2 separate regions of the Homo sapiens genome follow, and region 1 is linked to region 2. A link is a loop called in an ENCODE intact Hi-C map of the cell type or tissue named here. Cell type or tissue: HCT116. All regions are shown on one strand. Each heading gives the region's core, and the rest is flanking DNA. Links, peaks and the distances in the headings are about the cores only.

Evidence for each region. Peaks named below come from ENCODE experiments on the same cell type or tissue, not always from the same donor. Only the 100,000 strongest peaks of a DNase experiment are listed, where the experiment ranks them.
Region 1: a loop joins it to region 2, with 3 times the contacts of the local background. A loop is called at or near these places in 2 of 110 quality-filtered maps.

The regions. Positions count from the first base shown.
Region 1 is chrX:113,396,138-113,406,100 of GRCh38, reverse strand. All of the region lies in intron 3 of LOC101928437 (a long non-coding RNA gene), which reads right to left. Among named protein-coding and RNA genes, the nearest start is that of XACT, 220 kb to the left of the region's middle. RefSeq lists enhancers at 1,978-2,479, 4,174-4,975. In HCT116, for the core only: no CTCF peak of the experiment used is centred there; DNase peaks (open chromatin) are centred at 5,740 and 6,340; H3K4me3 peaks cover 1,157 bases; H3K27ac peaks cover 1,233 bases.
Region 2 is chrX:113,737,598-113,747,560 of GRCh38, reverse strand. No RefSeq gene overlaps it. Among named protein-coding and RNA genes, the nearest start is that of XACT, 120 kb to the right of the region's middle. In HCT116, for the core only: a CTCF peak has its summit at 5,590 (motif pointing right); a DNase peak (open chromatin) is centred at 5,610.

The DNA.
Region 1 (9,963 bases), core at 1,305-9,304, 340 kb after region 2:
ATTATGGCCATTCTTGGAGGAGTAAGATGATATTTTATTGTGATTTTAATTTGCATTTTCCTGATGATTAGTGATATTGAGCATTTTTTCATAAATTTGTTGGCTGTTTCGATATCTTCTTTAGAGAATTGTCTATTCATGTCCTTTGCCCACTTTTTGATGGGATTGTTCTTTTTCTTGCTGATTTGAGTTCCTTGTAGATACTGGATACCAGTCTTTTGTTAGATGCATAGTTTGTGAATACTTCCTTCCACTCTGTGGGTTGTCTGTTTACTCTGCTGATTCTTCCTTTTGCTGTGCAGAAGCTTTTTATAATAGTTTAATTAGGTTCCATTTATTTATTTTTGTTTTGTTACATTTGCTGTTGGGGTCTTAGTCATGAATTCTTTGCCTAAGCCAGTGTCCCAGTGTCCAGAAGAGCTTTTCTGATGTTAACTTCTATAATTTTTATGGTTTCGGGTCTTATATTCAAGCCTTTTATCCATCTTGAGTTGATTGTTGCATAAGGTGAGAGATGAGGATCCAGTTTCATTCTTCTATATGCGGCTTGCCAGTTTTCTCAGCACCATTTATTGAAGAGGGTGTCCTTTCCCTAATTTATGTGTTTGTATTCTTGGAACACTATGAATTATTAAAGATAAAAGTTTTAGAAGCTACAGTAACATTGAGTTCATACATATCCAATAGTATAGTCCAAAATATGAAGCAAAAGTTAACAAGATAGGAGAAATTTATATATGTACCACATTGAAAGAAAAGTTAACATTAACACACATTTAGTAAGCATATAGAATATTAGAAAAACATACATAAAATATTTCCTTGTCCGTACATAGAATTTGGCAAATTTAATTTATGAAGACACATTCTTTCAAGCACATAGGGGACACTTGTGAAAATTCAACATGTGTGGGATGCAAAAGCATATCCTAATATAGTATAAAGCATATCCCATATAGTATAAAGTAGTATATGATACAGACCATACTCTCTGTGCCCCATAGAATATAATTATAAACCAAGGTATATTAGTCCATTCTCACACTTCTATAAAGAAGTGCCGGAGACTGGGTAATTTATAAAGAAAAGAGGTTCAATTGACACAGTGCTGCATGGCTGGGGAGGCCTCAGGAAACTTACAATCATGGCAGAAGGTGAAGGGGAAGCAAGAACGTTCTTTGCATGGCAGCAGGTGAGAGAAGTACAAGCAGGGGAAATGCCAGACCCTTATGAAACCATCAAATCTTGTGAGAACTCATTCACTGTCATGAGAGCAGCCTGGGGGAAACCTTCCCCATGATATAATCATCCCACCCTTGACACTTACTTGGGGATTATGGTGATTACAATTTGAGATGAGATTTTGATGGAGACAGAGAGCCAAAGCATATCACTCTGCCCCAGTCCCTCCCAAATGTCATGTCCTTTATACATTTCAAAACCAATAATGCTTTCCCAACAGCCCCCCAATGTCTTAACTCATTTCAGCATTAACCCAAAGTCCAAGTCCAAAGTCTCATCTGAGACAAGGCAAGTCTCTTTCACCTAGAAGCCTGTAAGATCAAAAGCTACTTAGTTATATCCAAGATACAATGGAGGTAGAGGCATTGGATAAATATTCTATTCCAAATGGGAGAAACTGGTCAAAACAAAGGGGCTATAGGCCCCATGCAAGTCCAAAATCCAACAAGGAAGTCATTAAATCTTAAAGCTCCGAAATGATTCCCTTTGACTCCATGTTTCACATTCAGGGAACACTGACACAAGGGGTGGGCTCCCATGGCCTTAAGAAGCTCCTTCATGGGCTGGCAGTGCCTGCAGCTTTCCCAGGCAAGGGTGCAAGCTGTCGGTGGATCTACCATTCTATGGTCTGGAGAATGGTGGCCTTCCTCTCACAGCTCCACTAGGCAGTGCCCCAGTAGGGACTCTGTGTGGGGGCCCCAACCTCATATTTCCCTTTTGCACTGCACTAGCAGAGATTCTCCATGAGGACTCTGCCCCTGTAGAAGATTTCTGCCTGGACATACAGGCATGTCCATACATCCTTTGAAATCTAGGCAGACATTCCCAAACCTCAATTCTTGACTTCTGTGCACCCGCAGGCTGAACACCACATGGAAGCCACCAAGGCTAGGGGCTTGCACCCTCTGAAGCAATGGCCTGAGCTGTACCTTGGCCCCTTTTAGCCACCACTGGTGTTGAAGTGGCTGAGATGCAAGTGCCATGTCCTGAGGCTGCACAGAACAGCAGGGTCCCTGGGCCTGGCCCAGGAAAACATTTTTCCTCCTAAGCCTCTGGGCCTGTGATGGGAGGGGCTGCCATCAAGATTTTTGATGTGCCCTGGAGACATTTTCCCCATTAACATTTGGCTCCTTGTTACTTATGCAAATTTCTGCAGCTGGCTTAAATTTCTCCCCAGAAAACAGGTTTTTCTTATCTATTGCATTGTCAGGCTGCAAATTTTCCAGTTTTATGCACTACTTCCCTTTTAAATGTAAGTTCCAATTTCAAACCATCTCTTTGTGAATGCATAAAACTGAATGTTTTCAGAATAATCCAGGTCAGGTTTTGAATGCTTTGTTTCTTAGAAACTTCTTCCACCGGATATCCTAAATCATCTCTCTCAAGTTCAAAGTTCCACAGATCTCTAGGGCAGGAGCAAAATGCCACCAGTCTCTTTGCTAAAGCATAGCAAGTGTGACCTTTGCTCCAGTTACCAATAAGTTCCTCATCTTCATGTGAGACCACCTCAGCCTGGACTTCATTGTCCACATTACTATCAGCATTTTGGTCAAAACTATTCAACAACTTTCTGGGAAGTTCCAAACTTTCCCACATCTTCCTCTCTTCTTCTGAGCTCTCCAAACTGTTTCAACCTCTGACTGTTTGTTACACAGTTCCAAAGTTGCTTCCACATTTTCAAGTATCTTTATAGCAGTGCCCCACTAACTCTGTACCAATTAACTGTATTAGTCCTTTCTCACACTGCTATAAATAACTGCCTGAAACTGGGTAATTTATAAAGAAAAGAGGTTTAATTGACTCACAGTTCTGCATGGCTGGGGAAGCCTCAGGAAACTTACAATCATGCAGAAGGCAAAGTGGAAGCAAGAACCTTATTCACATGGCAGCAGGAGAGAGACGTGTGAGCAGAGGAAATGCCAGAGGCTTAAAAAACCGTCAGATGAGATAGTGAGAACTCACTCACTATCACAAGAACAGCATGGGGGCAACAGCCCACATGCTGCAATCACCTCCCACCAGGTCCCGCCCTCGACACATGGGGATTATGGTGATTACAATTTGAGATGAGACTTGAGTGGGGACACACAGCCAAACCATATCGCAAGGGCAAAAAGATACCTAAAAAATTAAGCTTGCCTATTTGGAAGTTTTAGAAACTACTTCTAAACATCTCCAGGACCCAAAAATATGTGATAATAGATATTAGAAATCTTTATAACTGAATTAAAATGGAAAGAACATATACAACAATTCTTTGACCCATGAAATGCTTAGAGGTATATCAGTTAATTTTCAAACATTTGAGATTTTCTGGATTTCATATTGTTATAAATTTCTAATGTAATTCCATCATGTTAAACTACATTACATTCTGTATGGTGTCAAACCTTAAAAATGTATTACAACTTGCTTAATAGCCAGTTTTCACTCGCGTCCATGTGAAAAGACCACCAAACAGGCTTTGTGTGAGCAACGTGGCTGTTTATTTCACCTGGGTGCAGGCGGGCTGAGTCCGAAAAGAGAGTCAGTGAAGGGAGATAGGGGTGGGGCTGTTTTATAAGATTTGGGTAGGTAAAGGAAAATTACAGTCAAAGGGAGGTTGTTCTCTGGCAGGCAGGAGTGGTGGGTCACAAGGTGCTCAGTAGGAGAGCTTTTGAGCCAGGATGAGCCAGGAGAAGGAATTTCACAAGACAATGTCATCAGTTAAGGCAAGGACCGGCCATTTTCACTTCTTTTGTGGTGGAATGTCATCAGTTAAGGCAGAGCAGGGCATTTTCACTTCTTTTGTGATTCTTCAGTTACTTCAGGCCATCTGGGCATATACGTGCAAGTCACCGGGGATGCGATGGCTTAGCTTGGGCTCGGAGGCCTGACACCAGTCATATTGTCTATATTGGGGAACATGCCATACATACTTGTAAAGAATGTGTCTTTCAGTTTTAGAGTGTAATGTATAAATATTAATTAGGTCAAGATAGTTTATAGTGTTTTTAGTTCTTCCATGACTTTATTCACCTTTGGACTACTCATGTCAACTAAAGAGAGGTTTTTAAATATCCAACAAAGTTTGAAGATTTGTCTATGTCTCCTTTAATTTTGTCATTTTTTTTTTTTCTCTGGGGATAGGGTCTTGCTCTGTTGCCTGGGCCACAGTGCACTGGCACAATCGACTCACCACAGCCTCAAATTCCTGGATTCAAGAGATCCTCCTGCCTCAGCCTCCTGAGTAGCTGGGACTACAGGTGCATGCCACCACACACCAACTAATAATTTTGTCAATTGTGCCTTGTATATTTGGAGGCTGTTTTTAGAAACATACACATTTATAATGCTTATTTTATGCAAACTGTAGGCCTTTTCCTCTGTGGCTCTCCATTTTCTTGGGTTTCCCTCCTTGCTTTCTTTTTGCTGCATTTGAAGCCATCCTCACAGGGTAAACAATAATTCTGGACAGAAGTATAGTTACAATTAAGCATTAATCAGGCTGCACTTTAATCTACTTCCTTATAACCAAAAGTCACTAGATAGATACTGAATATTTGCACCTACATTGTTCCTATAGACAGGATTTCTGACATTAGAATCACAATACTTTTGTTTAAGAATTTAAATTATTTTTCAGATTCCAAATATCAGTGAAACAGCTGATGCCAACCAGCTAGAAGACTCTTACAAAGGAACAGAATTGGAATAATTAATATAGTTTCTTCATCTCCCTGTCCCGTGACTTCACCTGCACTCTTGACCAATCAACGATATCCACATTTGCACCCATTTCAAAACCTTTAAGAGCCCTAGCCCCAAACTCCTTGGGGAGATTGATTTGAGGTTCCCTCCCATCTCCTTGTTCTGTGACCCTATGGTTAAATCTTTTTCTATGCTATAACCCAGTGTCTCAGCGTATTGACTTGCCACATGCATCAGTCAATGAACCTATTATGGTTACATGTTTACCCCAAATTCTGTCTTTAGATTCTTCAATTTAGTCAAAATTTTTCCTTTTAGACAGACAAAAAAGGCAGAAAAAATAATGTGCTGTCACAGTGCTCACATCAAAATTCCTTGACAAAATTAAGTTTTTATTTCTCACTCACATGACCATATAATCAATTTAGACAGTTGTCCTCAAGGAGATGACTCTGGATCTCAGCTAATTCCACCCTGTGGTTTCATCACCTTGAAATGTTAACATAGTAATTTCAATGTTCATTCAGCCTGTAGACAAAGTAAGGTATTCCAAAAATGTATTTGATTTTTGTCCTAGGTCCCTCACATAGAACTCCTAAAATCCTTGGAATTTCCTGAAGGATAAGAGGGTCTATTGTTATTCATAGAAGTTCCTTTTGATTATACCTAAGTTAATGCTAATGAGCTGACTCATGCTGGGGAGCACTAGATGGCATCAGGATGGCAGCTGACTGCCAGAGGAAAAAAAACCATGTGATATTAAAAGGCTGAAACTTTCAGCTCCACCCTCAACCTTTGAGTATGGGAGAGGGACTAGGAAAACTCTGAATAATGAGGCACAAAGAGTTTTCTCGTTGGCGAACATATCAATGTAATGGGAGGGCACACACCTAGACTCCACAGAAACAGAAGCTCCTATGTTCTGGACTCTTCTGTATCTCATCCTATGATCTCTTCACTGAGTCATTTGTTTGTATTCTTTATAATAAGCCAGTAATTGTAAACGTAGCACTTTCCTGAGTTCTGTGAGTCATTCTAGCAAATTATCAAACAACATGAAAGGGAGTTGTAGGACCTAATGAATTTTTAGCCAAGTCAGACAGAAGTGCAGGTAACCTGGGAACCTGGAACGTGCACCTGGAGTCTGAAGTGGAAACAGTCTTGTGGGACCCCTTAACGTGTGGGATCTACACTAACTCTGGGTAGCTAGTGTCAGAGTTGAAAGACTTTCCCCTTAACATGGGTGATCTGCACTAACTCTGGTTATTGAGTGTCAAAATTAAATTGAATTGTAGAACAGCCAGTTGGTGTCAGAAAATTGCTATTGGAAAGCACACAAAAGGAAAGTGTATAGTGGACCCTGTATCTGATAATTAACCTACTTGGACCAAAAGTTAAACTCATCGATTCTTCTGACATTCCACTGGAGGAAACTATGCATATGAGTCACAGGTTAATGTTGTCCTTAGTTGGACATGTCAGCAAGTCCACACTATGAGAGTTCAAATATTTGGTGGAAAGTTAGCTTTCTCTGTTACAGTGTCTAACTCAAGAAGTTAGAGAAAGAACAACAGAGTGAAACTAAAGTTGGTAAAAGTAAAGATAAAGATAAATATTGCAGGTACTTTTAAAATATTAAACAAAAGAGACGACAGAATTAACAAAACTAAAAGCTAATCCTTTGAAAAGATAATAAAATAGACAAAGTGTTGTCAAAATTTAGTGTACAAATACTAGACATAAAAAGAACAGGCATATATAGATTTCAGATTACATATAATAGAGAATTATGAAAACCTTTATGTTACTAAATTTGAAAATTTAGATTGAATGGACATTTCCTAGAAAATATAAATTTCAAAAATAGTTTTAATTTTTTTCAAATTCCAACTATTCAAGTAAGCATTAGAGAAACTGAATCAATAAATTAAAAATCTGCCCAGAAATATTTCTCCACTATTACCAGACATATTAATAGGTGTGTTATATATTTAAATAAGAGAAAGTATCAATCTTCTACAAAAGTTTGAAGTATAGACAAAATAGCAAAGCATCAAATAAACTTTTGTAAGGACAATATATCGTTTACATCAAAATCTAACAAGGGTAGTAAGAGAAAAGCACATTTAAGGCCAAGCACTTTTATAAACATAGATGCAATAATAGTTCTAAATAAGATATTAGCTGATCAGCAGTGTATTTAAAAAGTGGTTTATGGTTAAACTGAATTTCTACTGGACATTCAAGAATAGTTTACCATTAGAAAATAAACTACCTGTAATTACTACATCAACAGATTAAAGGAGAATATTATATTACAGTTCCAATAGATTCAAATAATTGATTAAATTAAACATCTTTTCATGATTAAAATAACTCACCAAACCACAGATTAAGGAAACTTTTTAACCCAATAAAGTGTATCAATAAGGATCTCACAACAAACATGATATCTAATTGTTAAACATTAAAAAACACCCTTAGTTTAAAATATGTTTACTATCACTACTTCTATTTACCACTGAAATGGAAGTACTAGAAAGTTCAATAATAAAAGAAAAATTAAACTTATAAGGACCAAAAGGAAAAAGAAAACTAACATCATCCACTGTCAGTCTATATACAGTTATATAATTATTTATATAGGAAATAAAGAAAAATTGGAATGCAAACTATCACAAATATTAAAAGAGTTAAACAGAATTCCTGTGCACAAAATCAATTTAAAAAGAAAGAACGGTTACAATCCAACACATCGATAACACCAAATGCTGACAAAGATATGAAGCAACAACTCTCATTCATTGCTGATGGGAATCCAAATTGGTACAGTCACTTTAGAAAACCGTTTATCACTTTCTTATAAAATTAAACATACCCTTGCCATATGATCATGAGTTGAAAACATGTCCACACAAAAATGTCAGTGTTTATAGCAGATTTATCCATAATCGCCAAAACTAGAAGCAAGCAAGTTGTCCTTCAGTAGATGAATGGATAAACATACTGTTTTACATTTATACAACGAAATGTTACATACTAATAAAAAGAGATGAGCCATCAAGCCATAAAAAGACATACATGAATCTTAAATGAATATTGCTACATGAAAGAAACCAGCTGAAAAAGATATTAACTGGATGATTCCAATTATATGACATACTGGGAAACGCAAAATTATAGAGACAGTAAAAACAACAGTGGTTGCCAGCTCAGGGAAGGTGTGGAAAGGTGTTGTATAGTAGGAGCATGGGGAATTTTTCAAGGTAGTAAAATTATTCTGCATGATACTGTTATGGTCAACACATGACAATATGCATTTATCAAAACTTATTAAGCTTTATAGAACAGAGTCAACCTCAATGTATACAAATGTTGAAAATTATGTATGAGGTCTAGGAGATACCAGGATAGAATGCAGAATGTGACAAAACAATCTTATTGTATTCCAAATGTATTAAACAACCTCACAACAACTATTGACTTATGTAACTTTGAAAATGAGTGGAAGTTGTTTTCCATGGAAGTGCTGGTTCAAGAAATATATGAGCTTAGAGCACCTTGTAGTATCAGAAAGTAAGGAAGTGATAAAAAAAATTCCAAAATGTTGGGGGTACATCCCATGAACACAAGAACCAGCTGAGAAAGCTTCCAATGGTTAAAACTGGAAAAATTTGAACAGTAAAATACAGTGGTGTTCATTATATACTGAATAATAAAATCAATGTCTATGAGTTCATACTGATATAAGTAAATAATTAGATAAATAAATGAGAGGAGACAATATGTAGAATTCCAAATAATTTATGTTCTACTCCACCTTTAAGGAAGTAGAATATAACTTTTCTTAAGTGAAGATCTGCATATAGAAACGTCCTTTCAAAGAATAGAATATGGAAAGTACGGGGAGGGGGTGATGTAATATTAGAGTACAGAAACCTAACACTGCCTTGGCCAGGTGTTCAATATCATCATCATCATCAGTGATAAGTGAGGTTGATAGTATATACCCTTGATATTATTTAATGTAAATGGCATTTTACCTTTATGATCTTCCTTTCTAGAACCCATAACACTATTCTAATCATGAGAAAAACTTCACATAATGTCTCCTAATTCAGAGACATTCTACAAAATACCTGACCAGTAATTCTCAAAGCTACCAAGGCCACCAAAAACAAGGAAAGTATAAGAAGCTGTCATAGCTAAGTGGAGGCCAAGGAGACATGATGACTAAATATAATGTGGTATCTTGAATTGGATCCTCAAATGGAAAAAAATGGTATTAGGTAAATGAGATTTGAATAAAGTATGAACTTTAGTGAATAATAATATATCAATGTAGTTTCACAAGTTATAACAAATGTACCATTCTAATGTAAGATGTCAACATTGGGAAAACTGTGTGGGATATATGGGAACTCCATATTATAGTCACAACTTTTCTATAAAACTAAAACTTCTCAAAGTATAAAGTTTAGTTAAAAATAAAAATCAGTGAATTCCTAAATAACATTAAGAAACAATTTTAGGGGTGAAAAAGGTATAATGCCTTTTCTATTACCCATCACGAGGGTCACTGACAACCTTCCTGTAACAAAAGACAGGATAATAAGAGAAAAGCATAACAAATTTATTTAACAAAGTTTTATGTGATGCAGGAGCCTTCAGAATTGAAGACCCCAAAACCCAGGGAATACTGTCTATTTTTATACTTAGGTTCAATGAATAATAGACAGCCATGCAGAAATGTGATTGGACAAAGGGTATGATCTAATGGTAACAGACAGAGGAGCAACGGATCCAGCAAGGCTTCTCTGTTGAGATTCTTCTTGGCCTCTCTGTGTACAATTTGTTCCTCCTAGGTATGGGGCAAGAACCCTGTCTCTGGAACTAGAGTCTTTAAGGGAGAAGGAAGAGAGTAACCTTCTAGGTTTTAGGGCTTGCTTTAGCGAAGAGGAGGTCTAGTTTCTATGACCTGCCATGGGATGAGGAATTTTGATAACTATGACTAGCTTTGGAGAAAAACAA
Region 2 (9,963 bases), core at 633-8,632:
GCCAAATGTTTTCTTTCCTGTAGCTATTTTGTAGTTTGAATTGCCTTCATCTATAATTAGCTTTCTCATATCCTGTTTCTCTAATCAGGTTCTTTATGGGTCCTGAAACACAGCTGGTATCCCCTGAGGGCTGATAGAGGCAGTGAGAGAATTAAAAAGTTACAAAGGGAATAATGGGATAAATACAACTTTCTGACTGTATTAAGTACTATTGGATTTATAAATCATGGATCACTATTTCTCTCATAAGAACAAGTATAGGAAGGTAGTGTACAGGTGTTTCCTTGAATGTTCTTATGTAAGAATTTCTTGTGGAATTTTAGTGATGTCCTTATTACACAACTTTATTATAACCTAATGAATTCTTTTGACATTTTTTCCCTTTTATTCCACCATTATTTTGAGCTCTTCTTACAGGTCACGGCTTTTCTACTAGTACTGGCTTTGTAATGGAAACATGGAGTTCACTGGGTGGCTCAGTAGTGGAGTTTGAAATAGAATAAAAAGAAAATTAGTTTAGATTTAGCAATGTGTGAACCTGGTATGTAAATCTTGAGTATCTGGACACTCACCTGTGTTAACTTATTTTGGTAAGGAAAGCCTAGGTCGGCTGCTGATACCAAATCTGAGTTCAGATAAATAGAACATAGACATTAATAAATAAAAAGAAATAGAAAAATAAACAAGCTCAGTGTTACATAGAAGTAAAATATGCTGTGATTTAAAGGATACTAGGAATGTGTCCCTGACTCCAAATGTCTTTTTGTACCATTTTAGTTGCTCCAATAATATTTATTAGCAATGATTAGGTTTTATCATTACTTGTCCAGTAATTCTCTTTAGCTAAAAATTTCCTTTGAACAGCACATCAGTGATTTTTTGGAATGGATGAGTTTATCAGACTATTTATTATCACAGATGTAGCTGAGGGAACATGAGGATACTGAATGGCTAGAGACAAAAAGGATGTTTTTAGCAGGAGAAAAGGAGTGTCTATGGTACAATACCTATTTTGCACGTTCGCTTGACACACACTCTTTAACCTTCAACTTTCTTCCCAAAGCTTATACTGTAGTACTTGTTCAGAGCTTTATGAGTATTTCTAAGATGATTATAGGCCAAATAAGAGACAATGTGGAAGTCTGGAAATTCTGCATACCTTGAACAGTTATGAATTTGTTCATTTTTATTCTAGATTTACATGAAGAATTCATAGGAGTGTGTAACTTGGTGATGCCTTCAGTGAAGTTGCTGATTGTCGTATTTGCCTCTTATGTCCCAATGGTCAAAACAAATGTATAACATGCCTATTCTAAAGGATTCAACAGGTGTTTTATTGGTTCTGATAGCTGGAGTCCACCTGGTGCAGCAAACAAACCCCAAATTCCAATTTCTGTTTCCATATTTTTGACATTCATTTAATGCTTAACAAGACAAACTTTTACTCCTTTATATCCAAAAAACTGAGACATGATGGCTTAACACCATTATTTCACATTCCAGAGTATAAACCCCTTAGCTTTCCATTTGCTTTCATAATTAAATCAGAATAGCACATCACTTATATAAGGTAGTCTTTCAAATATCAATGACAGCTTTTTAAGACTGTAATGTCTTCAGAAGTGAACTTTTATAAGGAAACATCTGCCAATATTTTAGCCAAGTCTCAGCTATAATCTTGATCAATCAGATCTGTTGAAGTATGATAAGTACCTAAGTGTATCAGAGGGTAAGTGGACATTTCAGCAAAGTTTTGATTGGTCAATAATGTATTCAGGAACTTAAGAAGATTTTAAGATTCATTAAATCTTCAAAATGGTCCTTTCAAACAGACAGAGTATACTTTCTGAGATGGGCATGAATTAACAGATACACAGAATTAACCTTTTATGAAGAAAATTTCTCTAGGTATATATATTGAATAATTTATTTTTGGTAGTAATTATGCAACTAATGAATTATTCTTTGCAATCACAAATGCTAAAACTAGTAAGAAGCAAATGAATAACTTATAGGCCATTGAACCTAGTCTTCAAGGCTCAAAGAGGATCTACCCATAAAAAAGACAATGGGAGCTTTAGTGCTACATGTTCCAGAAATTTAGGAAGTATGAGGTTCTGTGGATGCAACAATCATCTCAATGTAAATGTTTTAACACCTTGATCTCATCTTACCGTGTGAAATGATGAAGTTACTACAGAAAAAGAAAGATACTTACAACCTCTACTTGGACTAATTCAAACCAGTGTGAACACTTTAGAGGATGCTTCTATTTGTCCCAAATAGGGAGAGATTGGAATTTAGAAATCTTATTAAGGGTTTCACTAAATTCACAAAGTGGAGAGGGATAAAGTTTAATGTATTAATTAGGGCTAGATCAAGAAATCAGAGCCACTCTATATATGGAAAGTATGAAAGTTTTAGTTGGGGGAATTGAAAGTTATTCAACATTTGAAAGGAAAAAACAGGCGGAGCAAAGGTCAAGGAAGCCACAGCCAGTGAATTCAGCCTTCAGCATTGAAGCAGGTGGTTCTCCTAAGGTCATCCCAAAGCCACAGCAAATCCCAGGAACATTTAGAAGATTCCCTAACTATTTCAATCTGCAGCAGTGAAGTGAGCGGGTCTCAAGAATGTCCCTTGAAGCTGCTGTGAATGCCAGAAATGTTTGGAGGACTCTAACCAACTATAACTATACAAGTATGATATACAAAACAGGGATGTCGGTGATTCTTAAGAAGTTCCTTCAAACGTCATGTCTGCCCACTTGTCTGACTGCAGTTGTTTCCAGAGAGTAATGACCCCTCCTTCTCTTCTGTTTCCCATATTCTGTATGTCTTTCATTGGCAAATTTTAACATGAGGAAGGATACTCTGGGAAATGTGGTTCTCAGCTGCTTCACTGTATTGCATAGGAGACTATGAGGGTGGTTGACACAGAGTTAATACTAGACAATATAGTGTACCTATTAAGATGTAGGTAATGACAGAATTTCTTTTTCTACTAGAAAGTCTCTATTCTTTATCTATTGAAAGGAATGGCAAAAACTACAATGACTTTTGCACCAACCTAGTATGAGCATAAGGGGCAACAGTGATATTAGTCAAAGAGTCCCAGAATAAGGTAGTAAAGCTTTTGGGAGCTGATACATCACCATGATGAAACAACATGGCCATCAGAGGAGCAACATTTAATTAAGTGGGGGATGGGTTGTTGTGATACTTGTTACCAGAAAGATTCATTTTGGTGCTGGTGACATCCTTGTATACTATCCTGACAAGGCATGTTTATGTGAGTACACATAGCAGGTGGAGGCAACATCAAATAACAGAAAAGATTTCAGGTGAAAAGGAGAAATAAAAAAGGCAGTAAATCTTAAGTTTTAAAAGAAATGTTGTATATCTGAAGGAGATTTCTATATCCTCTATCTCTCAACCAACAAATTGGAACCAGAACAGAAAATTAGCAGCTTGAAAAAGACTTCCCCTGCTCAAGGGTTTGAGTTTCTAAGATTAGAGTGGAGCACACTTGTTCTATTTTTCTCCTCATTCATTAACTAGAAGCAACCTGTTGACTCGTAGAGAAGGGCAGGTTTTCACAACGTTTGGCATCATTCTTTATGGAGTGGGTCTCTTCCACTTTCAATGCACAGAGAAGAACAATGTTGTTGACAGGTAAATGGCTTAAGAAAATGTGTGTAATTGTAATAGTTGTTGATGCTGAAAAGAAATGTTTTAATTCTTATATGCTCCAGTTGGCAATCCCAGGGCATATCCCCAAACTTTCATAACAGTGTTATTTGGAAATTTTATTGTTACAATATAACATTTAGAAGTATTAACCAATATGTTTTCCAATTTTCTTGAATGTCCTTTTACCTCGAAGCTCTCTCCATTTCAAACTAGACCTTGACATTCACTGCCTCAGGACATAAAGGTTATGGAAGAAATGCAGAGAAAAAATCAATTTAAAGTCTATTTTGGAACTAGTGGTAAAGAAACAATTTAGAGAGAAAACTTTCAGAAGCCTAGGCATTGAGAGTCAGAACCCAAAGTCATAAAAAATTGATTTGGAAGAATGCATAATGATGTATAAGCAAATTTTCCCACACCAGAGGAAATAAGAGATCCTCTGAACTGGAGGAAAACAGAGAATATTTAAGAAGCAAGAGAGGAAGCTCTGGTTAGTACTTCTCAGAAGTGATTCTGAGAATTCCTCTTCACAAGCTGTGTCCCTGAGTTGGGGTGGGGGAAATAGAAACTGAAAATAGATTTGGGGATCTGAAAGAGAGAAGCACCCATGCTTTATACTTCAGGTGAAGTCCACGGTGGTCATAGACCTTGAAAGGTCTCTGGTGCCACCATAGTTCAGCAGCAGTACCATGGAAATGGTGGTGTGGTGGGTCTATGATAGAGGGCCTGATACAGTTCCAGTAGTTTTCTGAGGCCCAAGAGAGGGAGGGGAGGGTATCTAAATATTTTCTATCTGTTATTAGTGGAGAACGTGGTAGCTAAGAAAAGAGTGACAGACCAAAAGATAACAGAATTAAGCGGATACAGTGTGTCTCACACGGACCTTTGGCGGGATATTATATGGATTTCGGCAGATGCTAACAGGAATATTGGCCAAGGACGAAGAAATAGACACCCCTTCCCAACAATGCCGTGGTATTAGACCCTTGGAGCTTTCATATGCTGGGAAAAATGCAGGGTATGAGGAAGAAACACAACTTAACTGAGAAAAGCTTATATTCATTGAGTTAAGCTTGAATCACCTAAGATGAAGTGTTCAACAACAGAAAATGGAGCCTCGAGATATAAATTAGATTTTGTTTTAGGGAAAAAATCATTTTGCATAGTAGTTTGTGTTTCATGGAATTCACAGTAACTACACATTTTACTCTGTGAACAGAGGACATGTATGACACATACAGGATGGGAACGCATCAAGATGATTTAATCTAAAACTGTTAAGTATCGTGGAACTAACAAAAACATCAATGTGATGCAAGTAAACAGTGAAAGAAATGAGCTACATTTTCTATTTTAAAGGATGGCAGACGTAGCACATTAATGAATACCTACTGGGTTCTATTTTAAAAGCCCAGTGTCTCAGAAATTAGGCTAAAATGCAATCTGAGTTACGCCTTTTCTTGGCATGGACGTGCTCTTCAAAATGTGGCAGAAAGTGATTTAGCACTTTTAAGAGAACTTACATATGTTGAAGATGGTAAACCGAAATTGAACCTTTGAGAATATTTCCCTGATATACTATATGCCATTCATATTTAATAGGAATGTATATAATATTTAAATATTCAATCTGTCTTTGTCATTATAACTTGTCCAACAACTCACATTTCCCACCATTTTGGCCAAGTGTCTCCAAAGCCTCTCATACAGGCTCATTCAGGGACTGGGAAATTGCCCTGTTCTTTAGGAGCTGCAGATGTCGAACTGTCAACTTTGATTCAGGCCAGAGCTCTATGGGCATGGGTCTTGGAAAGTCTGAGAATCATTTCTATTAAAAAGCAGTAGAACTTCCATGTGGCACAATTTCAGGACTGGTTGAGCAACGTTAAGGCTATTGCACAGTTTCTGGATTTGGCAAACTTTTCCCAACAGAGGGTGCTGTAAACCTGAAAGAGGTACCAAATATTTGTGAGCTTTTAGAAGCCAGGTTGTCTCTTGACTGGAAAGGTCTTTTCTGTCCAGCACAGAAATCACTGTGAATCTTGTTTAAGCAGTTGGAGGTTGGTGGTTGACTCTGAAGCAGCTATATAACACAACCAATGCTACAGCAGCAGCAGAGAGAAGTGGCCATGCTCTGAGCATGAAGTACCTATAGGAAAACAGAGGACTGTTTCCTTTCTGACCAATTCCTTTTTTCAGAGGGAGATAAAAAGTAGGAACAGGGGATAGAGCATTTTTGGGGTCAGAATTTCAGTAAAATTTAAATTAGGTGGCATCAAGAACCAAATACATCTGTTACTATAATTCAAACCCTAATTTTTTTTTTCAGTAATGAATATGACCTGGGAAATCAATTTATACTTTTAAAAATATCCATTTCATAATGTGAAAACAACCTGTGTAAAACAGATATGTTGGAGGAGGTGCAGGTAGGTAGGATAATTTGCTCAGCAAGTCCCTTCATTTGCTTATAGTTAAAATCAAAAGTAAGGCTGGGCGCGGTCGCTCACGCCTGTAATCCCAGCACTTTGGGAGGCCGAGGCGGGCGGATCACCTGAGGTCGGGAGTTCAAGACCAGCCTGACCAACATAGAGAAACCCTGTCTCTACTAAAAAAATACAAAATTAGCCAGGCTTAGTGGCACGTGCCTGTAATCCCAGCTACTCGGGAGGCTGAGGCAGGAGAATCACTTGAACTGGGGAGGCGGAGGTTGTGGTGAGCCAAGATTGTGCCATTGCACCCCAGCCTAGGCAACAAGAGTGAAACTCTGTCTCAAAACGAAACAAAAGTAAGATCCAAATAAAGCAACTAGTATCATTTCCTTATACAATCATGTATTGAGCACTGACAATGCATCTGTACCATGCTAGGCACCAGGAATATACAAATTCTTTTTCTTTCTCTGCCTCCTCTAAAAAGAAAACCAGATCTCAATATTATTGACTCTTGTTATTGTGGCCACTACCTGAAGTTTAATCTGTAGTTAAGATAAAAAGATATAAACAAACATGTACACATTTTTAAAATAATTATTTTAATTTATGTTTTTAAGAAGGGATAGACACTCGGAAAATTTTGCAACCAGACTTTTTTTTTTTTTTTTTTTTTTTTTTTTTTGAGACGGAGTCTCGCTCTGTCGCCCAGGCCAGACTGCGGACTGCAGTGGCGCAATCTCGGCTCACTGCAAGCTCCGCTTCCCGGGTTCACGCCATTCTCCTGCCTCAGCCTCCCGAGTAGCTGGGACTACAGGCGCCTGCCACCGCGCCCGGCTAATTTTTTGTATTTTTAGTAGAGACGGGGTTTCACCTTGTTAGCCAGGATGGTCTCGATCTCCTGACCTCATGATCCACCCGCCTCGGCCTCCCAAAGTGCTGGGATTACAGGCGTGAGCCACCGCGCCCGGCCGCAACCAGACATTTTTTAGGTGCTTAGAAAATTCTGTCTCAAACATTAATAGACACTATCAGAGAAGATTTAGTGAATTTTGGTTAAAGATTCACAAATGGTGAAACTGGGTCTCAGTTTTTCAAGTTTATATATCCTCCTACCTTGTTTACTGGTAATGAGCAAAATCAAAGGCAGGTAACTGAGTTTGTGTGTATTGGGGGGAATTTATCCCATTACTGGCTTGGCTAGCAACAATTATTTATCTTGGAAATCAGTAAAATTCTTTGCAATGTATTTACCTCATGAAGAAAGTATTATGGAAAAGATATTTTTTCAACATAAATTAATAGTATGGCAGAAGTTAAAAGACCATCTTTTTCAGACCTACTTTTAAATCCCAATGTTAAGAAAAGAGACTAGGGATGTGAATCCAATCTCTTCCCTCTACTACAAAACCCCACTGTTGTAATTCCCCTTGAATAAAATATTTCTTGCTTTCTCTGAAAGAAAAGGAAAAAAGGCTCATTTTTAATGGCACATCTCAAATGATGGGATAATTCTGGAGATAATTCCCAACCTGTAAAACAAATATGTGTTAATATCCTTAGGTATTTGAGTGAATGGAAATCCAGACACTGGTGGTTGGATTGGCACGTTAATCTCCTGTCACTCTGATCTATTCCAATTCCTGAGAAACCTAAACTCAAGAATAACAAAAACCACTCAGTCCTACCCTTATAATTCTTTTTTTAACTTCTAGAGAAATGGCAGAGGCCATAAAACAAGAATGATGGAAGAGTTTACCACAGTTTTTCCTTGTCACTTATTTTGAAAGTCAGCTGCAATTTGTAATTTTCTCAGGTTGGCAAATGTGTCCAAATGGGGAATGCTCTGTAATCTGTCAAAACCTCACAGATGTCATCAGCAAAAGGAGCATATACACTTAATGTGTTTGTTAAATCTTTTATTCTGCATGTGGAGCTATACCTTGAGTAAAGACTCACCAAACAGATATCATTCCTTCAAAAAAGTCATCAAGACCTTTGTAAATAAACTCACATAGTAACAGAAGTGCATAATCTAGAGAGTGGTTGTGCTGATGCAAAACATTGGAATCTGTTTTTTAGTTCCTATCTCAGATTGTTTCACAGGCTGTGTAAACTACATAAATAGGAAGAAGTGAGAAAATGAAGCTCCAAGATACTTCTCACACCTTGAAAAATCACACCTTTTTGATTCAGTAGAACTCTAGTGGTGGCCAGAACTGAAGTAATGGCAATGGGAAGGAGAAACAAAGGCAGATTAGGGAGCCTTTGGAGATGGACTGCATTTAGTTCTCTTTGCTTGTCCCTCCCCTCTTCTTTACCTGTGAATGTTGGGTGTCACAGTTCTTAGTTCTTGCATCTCTTCTCTACCTGTACTCTTTCTCTAAGTGCTCTGAGTCAGTCTTATAACCACAAATGTTATCTATACCCTAAATTTCTGAAATCTCTCTCTATATATACCTAATGTATCCCTGAAATTTCTTGATTGATATTCCTTCTGCATACTTGACATCTATGCTTGGATGCCTCATGGGCATCTGAAATGTAACTTTACCTCATACCTCTATTCACTTTTTCTGTTTCAGTCTTTCATATCTCCGTAAATGGCAGTACAAGCAACCTAGATTTACAAACCAGAACGCTTGGAGTCATCCTTAATATTTTTCTTTCGTTACTCTATGTGGACAATCATTCAGTGAGTACTGCTGTTTATAATTTCTAAATATAAATATCAAACACATCTATTTCTCTTCATCTCTACTATCATCAACATAGTTTTGGCTACCAGCATGTCTCTCAGAGGCCATTTCTAGGGTCTTTTAAATGGTCTTTGTACTTCTGTTGCCTCCTCCACATCATTGCCACATGTAGAAGTCAAAGAGGTCTTTTAAAAATATAAAATTGTATCATGTTTCTCTATTGATTAAAACACTCATGACTTTTCTTCACTCTTAGGATAAAATCCAAATTAATTCCCATGGCCTACAAGGCCTTGAGTGGTTCATCGCCTAACTGCTACTTCAACTCAGTGTGGGCCATTCTGCCCTTGCTCACCACTCTACAGTCACACAGGCTTCCTTTCGGTTCATGGCACATGACAGGCCCCTCCCCACTCCAGGGCTTTCATACGTGCTTGTTCTTCCATCTAGAATAGATTTCCTTCTCTTGCCTGCACGAGTGGCTCATTATCATTCTTCAGGACTACCTTAAGTGTTAGCTCTTCAGAGACACCATCCCTAATATCGTACCCACCATGGGGCCCTCATTATACTTCACCATCTGTTATGTATTCATCTTCTTCACCAAACATAATAATTTTATTTATATCATTACTTGATTCTTTAATTATTTCTTTTCTGTCATTCCTACCAGAATGTGAACTCCATAAATTTAGGCATGGTATTTGTTTTATTCCCCAATATATATTTATAACCTAATAAGTTCTCAATGACTATTAATACAAAAATGAATGACTATTGACACAACCAGAACCAAAATATAATCCAGCATTCTTTCTACCTTGTTATTTGTATATCTGTGCTCTAAGAAAATCTGACTAACGTTAACTCTAGTTTTTAATCTCTGCAGAGTTGTAGTGTCTAATTTAATTGTAAATATGTGCCTGGGGCTGTTCAAAATATATCTAATGTGAACATGTCAGATAAATCCATTTTCCAACAATAAAAATAACAACTATTCCTTAAGTGCTTTATACCATTCACTGAACTATACTTTAAGTGCATAATTTCATGTAGTGCCTGAGAAATAGGTAATATTGTCCCATTTAACAGCTAAAGAAACTGAAGATTGGAGAGAGGTCAAGCATTTCACCTTATCCAATC